Regions from separate parts of the Homo sapiens genome. Here region 2 is linked to region 1. Evidence: chromatin contacts called from ENCODE Hi-C or POLR2A ChIA-PET data. All regions are on one chromosome and are shown on one strand. The core of a region is the stretch at or near the end of the contact, and the rest is flanking DNA. Distances in the headings are between cores, read along the strand shown.

The links. Hi-C counts contacts between places; a loop is a spot of excess contacts on that map. ChIA-PET counts read pairs that join two places held with the same protein, here RNA polymerase II (POLR2A). Pooled maps may share reads with other maps.
Region 2: a pooled map shows a loop between it and region 1 (3-fold over the local background). The contact joins the enhancer-like site here to the promoter of NOTCH4 in region 1. A Hi-C loop is called at or near these places in 1 of 50 pooled maps. POLR2A ChIA-PET finds 5 or more read pairs at or near these places in 2 of 52 experiments (OCI-LY7 and activated CD8-positive, alpha-beta memory T cell).

Annotation. Positions count from the first base shown.
Region 1 is chr6:32,222,079-32,225,316 of GRCh38, reverse strand. It overlaps NOTCH4 (notch receptor 4), which reads left to right and starts at 1,250. Exons shown (of 30, transcript NM_004557.4): 1 at 1,250-1,461; 2 at 2,231-2,312; 3 at 2,511-2,806. The coding sequence starts at 1,389.
Region 2 is chr6:32,621,848-32,625,085 of GRCh38, reverse strand. No RefSeq gene overlaps it. Among named protein-coding and RNA genes, the nearest start is that of HLA-DQA1, 14 kb to the left of the region's middle. Within about 2 kb of position 1,250, at least 8 of the 41 ENCODE cell types and tissues checked have a DNase peak (open chromatin) inside an H3K27ac peak, as active enhancers do; they include OCI-LY7, where a contact is called at or near this core.

The DNA of each region.
Region 1 (3,238 bases), core at 1-2,500:
GATTTGGATAATTGTACTATATTATGTAAAAGAATGTTTTGTTCTTAGAAAATTTGCACTGATGGATTTAAGGGTAAAGGGTATCTTGTATGCAACTTACTCTCAAATGGTTCAGAAAAAAATACAAATGTGTATTTATAGAGAAATAATGATAAAGTAAATGTGGTCAAATGATATTAGTGGATGAATCTGAGTGAAGGGTATCCTGGAATTCTTTTTAGTATTTTTGCCCCTTTCCCATGAGATTAAAAGTATTTTAAAATAAAAAGCTAAAAAAAGGAAGAAAGTGGTGCTGGTGAAGTATATTCCCCGGTAGGGGAAGGCTCTCAGGTGCACCAGCAGCAGCCATGAGTGCCTCAACACCAGGGAGAGCACAGCTGCCACTGACACCTTCTGCCACCCTGGACTCTCAGTTCCCTGTGCTACTAAAGGAACTCAGTGTGTGGTTGACCCCAAAGTTGTCCTGGGTTGACTCAAGAAGGTAGGATGAGCATTCTGAGGCAAAGAATTCTCTTTTGTGATTTTATTGACTCCAATTTTGCATTCTGACTGGCATTCCCTGCATCCCAAGGACCTTGACAGCGGAGGGAGGCAGAGATGGAGGAAGTGAAAACTACCCAAATTCAGTGTTTGTTACAGACAATTCAGACTGCAAAATTTAGGGTAGACTATGTTCATTTATCACTGATAATGACAGTCTTAACATTCCCCTACAACAGGAAGACCAAGATTTCCCCAAAACCGGCCAGCATCTTGCCCATTTGCCAGAAGGAGAAAAATAAGTCCTGGCAAGAGCCAAGATAAGGCCCAGAAGCCCCTGGGTTCCTTTAGCCAAGGTGAGTGGTTTCAAATTATGACAAGTTGCAGGTTCTCTGAGAAGCATCTGTAATAACCTGGCAAATTAAGCATCCTCTCCTGGGAGGAGGAATACAGAACTCTGTAACCACCCAATACCTGTTTCCAGGTCCTGCCCCTCCTGGGGCACAGGGCAGCCACCTTGCAATTCTCATCCCTAGAAAGGAGAGACCAGATCAACAAACAGCAGGGCTGGGACTGCCCAGGGGGTTCCGAGATTCCTTCTCCCCTCCTATCACCTGCCCTCCAGGCACACCGTCCTACTTCCCCCTACTTCCCCAGGGGTTGTCAGGGACAGAAGGCCCCTCCTTCATCCCCCCTAGTGTTCCTCCACTCTTCCTCCGCCCCCCATTACTAGGGTGTCCAGGACATTGTGTGACTCAGGAAACAGCTCAGACGTGAGGCTTGCAGCAGGCCGAGGAGGAAGAAGAGGGGCAGTGGGAGCAGAGGAGGTGGCTCCTGCCCCAGTGAGAGCTCTGAGGGTCCCTGCCTGAAGAGGGACAGGGACCGGGGCTTGGAGAAGGGGCTGTGGAATGCAGCCCCCTTCACTGCTGCTGCTGCTGCTGCTGCTGCTGCTGCTATGTGTCTCAGTGGTCAGACCCAGAGGTGAGGCATGGCGTGGGTGAGGTGAGGGGACCCAGCTCCCTTAGGAGGATGATCAGTGGGGTGGGGGAAGAGGGCCAAGCCCCAGGCCGTGTGAGGGATGCTGGATGGAGGAGATTCTCACTGCCCAAATAGAGACGGCCTCCAGGGAAAGACGGCTCTGCCCATGGAGCTGCTTCGGGCCTGGTGCCAGGGGTGGTGACTGCTGGGGGATGGGTGAGAGGGTGCCCACCTCCAGGAAGAACCTCGTCAGCACTGGCACTGGAGGACTCTTGCAGCCATAGGGAAGAGGGGAAGAGGGAACACACTGACCACCTGCTTGGGGAGGAGATGAGAGGGAAGCAGGAGATGGGGACATGAAAGGTCAGGCCTACTAAGCCCTTTCTTAGTCCAGCTGTCCCCACCCCCCGGATGGCTCAATGCTCGGCCTTTCCGGGAGGAAATCTCTTCGAAGTCTCAGCCATTCACCTCCCGGGAGCCACCTCCGCCCCTCTTCTGACCCCTGTTGTCTTGCTTCCGAGAGATGGAGTCCGAGGCTGGACTTGGGAGGCCAGAGAATAAACAGGAAAGGGGGGTAGGGATTAGTAACTGGGACGGAGGGCACTGGGGCTGGGGCTGGGTACCATGTGGAGAGTGGGGACAGATGTGAAGAAGAGGTGGTTTAGAGTACCTGTGGGAGCTGCTGTGGGCAGGTCTCTCAGGAGCACCTAGAAGAGGAAAGGTGGAGGCACAGCACCCAGGGCTTCCATTGCGCCTGCCTCTCCACCCTCAGGGCTGCTGTGTGGGAGTTTCCCAGAACCCTGTGCCAATGGAGGCACCTGCCTGAGCCTGTCTCTGGGACAAGGGACCTGCCAGTGAGTGTGCCTTGCAGGAGTGGGAGACTGGAGAGAAAGGGGGAGGGAGAGCAGGGGGGGAGAGGTGAGGAAGTGAGACCAAAGAAGAAAGAGAGGAAGTGAAGGAGATGAAGGGAAACAAATGAAGGCAGAGGAGGGAGTGGGCAAGAATAGGAAGAGGGACCAGTGATGTGAGTTTTCCTCTCCTCCCCTGCCCAGGTGTGCCCCTGGCTTCCTGGGTGAGACGTGCCAGTTTCCTGACCCCTGCCAGAACGCCCAGCTCTGCCAAAATGGAGGCAGCTGCCAAGCCCTGCTTCCCGCTCCCCTAGGGCTCCCCAGCTCTCCCTCTCCATTGACACCCAGCTTCTTGTGCACTTGCCTCCCTGGCTTCACTGGTGAGAGATGCCAGGCCAAGCTTGAAGACCCTTGTCCTCCCTCCTTCTGTTCCAAAAGGGGCCGCTGCCACATCCAGGCCTCGGGCCGCCCACAGTGCTCCTGCATGCCTGGATGGACAGGTAAGCGCTGCTGGGGGCAGCCAGGAGGGGACAGGCAGGAGCAATGGGCTAGGCTGTGGGTGGGGAAGATAGAACTGGAGCCTGAGAAACTGCAAGCCCTTTGAAGACAGAAGCCATGAGAATCAACATGCCAATTCTTGGCAATCCACTTACCCACAACCAACATTCACCAGCATGGTTGTACTGATTGCTAAAATGTTAAAATATTTCCAAATTAAGGGTGCCATGAGCCCCCTTTGTGCACCATCCTGATGCCTGTTCTAGCCCCTTTAATCTCCCCATTGCCTAGCAGCTAGAAGAGGGTCATTGCTCTGCATACCAGGGGTCCTCCAGACTTTTGCATTCTGAGCATCTGAATGGCTCCCATTCTGAGTGGAGGGAGCCATTATATCACCTGGGAAGACTGCAGTGGTGGGAGGGGCACCGGGAAGG
Region 2 (3,238 bases), core at 1-2,500, 400 kb before region 1:
ATTTTTCAAGGCCACTCACCTTAGACCTGGAGGCCCTATTAAGACTGTTGGGAGGAGAAAAATGTAGTCGTTCTTCTATCATCTAATTCTAGTCTTCTGAGTGTCATTAAGATCCTTCCTGTTTTTATAAATATAAATATCACAGTATAGATACATTTACAGAATTGTAATATTAGTCTTTGTAGTCTTTTTTTTTTACTTAATCTATGGATAATTTCCCACAGATCAGACAATCTTCTACATCACTAAACAGTTTCATAAAATCTTATCTTTAATGGCTATAAAAACATCACCACACACTTGAAATAGTATTTATTTAAACATTTTTTACGAGTTAGTGGGTGCAGCGCACCAGCATGGCACATGTATACATATGTAACTAACCTACACAATGTGCACATGTACCCTAAAACTTAAAGTATAATAAAAAAAAAAGACAAATCCAAAAAAAAAAAAAAAAAAACCTTGGGGACACTTCAAGAGATTAATTGAAAGATTATATGGGGAATAGTTAACCGCACCTCTCTTCCACTCTGACCTCTGCCACATAGGTGGCTGGCATCTATCCCTCAAACAAAATACATGAAGTTTCCTCTCAGAAGAAATTGAATGGGCCCAGAGAAAATAATTCCACGCTATGGCCTTCATGGTCCTCCAGTGAAAGAATCAGACCCTGAAACATTAGCCCCAAATTCCTACCAAATTTCATCTGATTTCTTTGAACTCATGACCATTTTTTAGTCCCTGTTATATGTAAAATAATATGAAGAAACAGAAAACATTTTAAGAGAGCAATAAGGATAAACAAAAAGAAAAAAACTTAAAACAGATAGATTAGAAATTCAAGACAGCTTTAAATATATACATAAAACAAAGCCAAACAAAAGTTTAATTATTATTTTCACAAACATTGGAGAAGGTAGTCCCTTTGTAAAACAAACCAAATTGCTATTAATCTTTTCTCCATAGGTAAAACAACAAAAACACTTTGAAAATTAACAATATAGCCATAATATTCATAAGACATTCTTTTTTAAATAACCCAAACACACATAAATAAAGATAAAGCATTTGCTATGCAAGCACATCCAGCTTCAAGACAAGCCACAGCTCCTACCCACCATGCAGAATTCTGGGCCTAAGCTCCTTCTGCATAGATTGATGTAGAAATTGCACTACCATAGATGCAAAACAAGGCCTGTCTAAAATCAGATTGTGGTTGCTGAGGAGGAAGTGGGAATGGGGAGTGACTGTTTAATGGGTACAAGGTCTCCTTTGGAGGTGATGAAAATGTTATGGAACTACATAGAAGTGATGGTTGTACAACATGGTGAATGCACTAAATGCTACTGAGTTGTGCACCTTAAAATGGGTTAATTTTGTTATGTGAATTTTACCTCAACAAACAAAAAGACTGCCTAACTCAGGCCCATGTCTTTATATAATATGCTATATAATACACTCTACTACTCTTTAAAAAATCAACAATACAGGACAGTATACTTATCCTAGACTTTCAGAACATTTATTATTTTTTAAAATCTCATTATTTTGAATAAAAACAGTTTTAAATCTATAGATTATATCTCCATCCAACTTCATGATTCATTTATAGTTTGTTTTCTTTTCAGTAAAGTACATTTTTTACTTTCTGTTGAGTCTATGTATTTCTTACAAAACTTATTCTTTGATATTTTCTATTATTCCTAATGCTAATGAAGCTCCCCCTGCCACCAACCTTGGGTATGCCTTCTTGACAGTTTAGTCTGCCAGAGACAAATGATGCTGACTTCTCTACTTTGCCTTATTAGATAAAAAGAAAAGTATGTAATGATAATATCAAGGTTTCATGTTAATGTGGTTTATGCAAAGATTTATGTCATCATCCTTCCCCTTCAACCACAACCCTATTCTAATAACCACATCCTGTGACCAAACAGCTCTTCTTTTCCTACAAGCATCACACTTATTATTAGTTACTCTGAGGTTCTCAATGTGAATTTTAGATAGTGACATATCCTTTGGCCAATACTTGAACAATCTTCACACAAGATGTGAAGAACATGACAACAAACTGTAACTAAGGGTATCAAAGAACATAGTTAAGGACTCCTGGCTGTGATGGCCGTTTTCAGTAAGACATTATTCTACAGGACACTTTCTGGAGTATGAATTCAACATATTAGAAACTACATTGTGGAGGTTTCCCCTGAAGAAAAAAAAGTAGTTGGGAAACCCATGACAATAAGGATCTGAAATTAATGTGGTATGAAAGTGAGGGTAGGTGCACAGCTCTGGGCCAGCCACACAGAGTTAGGGCCACTGTCTCAACATCTGAAAGAGACTGGGCTTGAACAGTGATGAATACATTAACCAGGGGGCTGGATCTACATTGCTCACACTTGAGCAGAGATTGGAATCCAGCTGACTGTGAATGAGTGTGGAAGAGCCCCCTGCTGGAGGCAAATGACTGGAGCCCTGTGCATATGCTGGGCCATGGAGGAAGAGCACAAGTATATTCTCTGGAACAGAGCTCTTAAGGGACTGGGCTAAGTCAGCCAGCATCCTCCTCCTCCTCACCCCACCCAATGGTAAATCTGATAAATCAGTGCTAATTTGCTTTGTATGTTAGAATTTACTAAATGTGATGGCTGATATTTTGAGCCAGGGTGGCAAATGCAGCTACTGACTCAAGAGCAATGTGTAGTAGTAACTTGGGTATGAGAATAGGATTGTGAATTGGTATGCAACTTTACCAGTGACAGTTGTGTATCACTACCCATTGGCATATATGTTCTAGTCTAGTGCTGAGAAAGATACACAAAATATTAAGACTTTTACAGCAAGATTGGTACCACAAAATGCTCATTTTTAGCTCTCGTGGTTTTTCTGTCTTGTAGTTTGTTGTAGCTTTCTCACTCTTTTCGAGGCATCACCAAGTCAACTTGTAAATTCTGTAATCACTTTCTTTCAGTAGATTTCTTAATTAAGACTAGGAATCCTTTTTGACACTTGGACACCGAAAGGAAGCATCTCTCAATTTCCTCCTTTACTCATGCATCTTCTTATCAACTGGGGAGTCTGGGGGTCATAAGACTGAAGTAGTAGGTGAGGCTCGGACATCAGATCAAATTGAGAATTAACTAAAACAGGGATGGGGCAGAAGCACCTCTCCATAAGACATGCCTACCAGTGTGCCATGTCAGTTTACCATTGCTATGGCAACACCCAGAGGTTA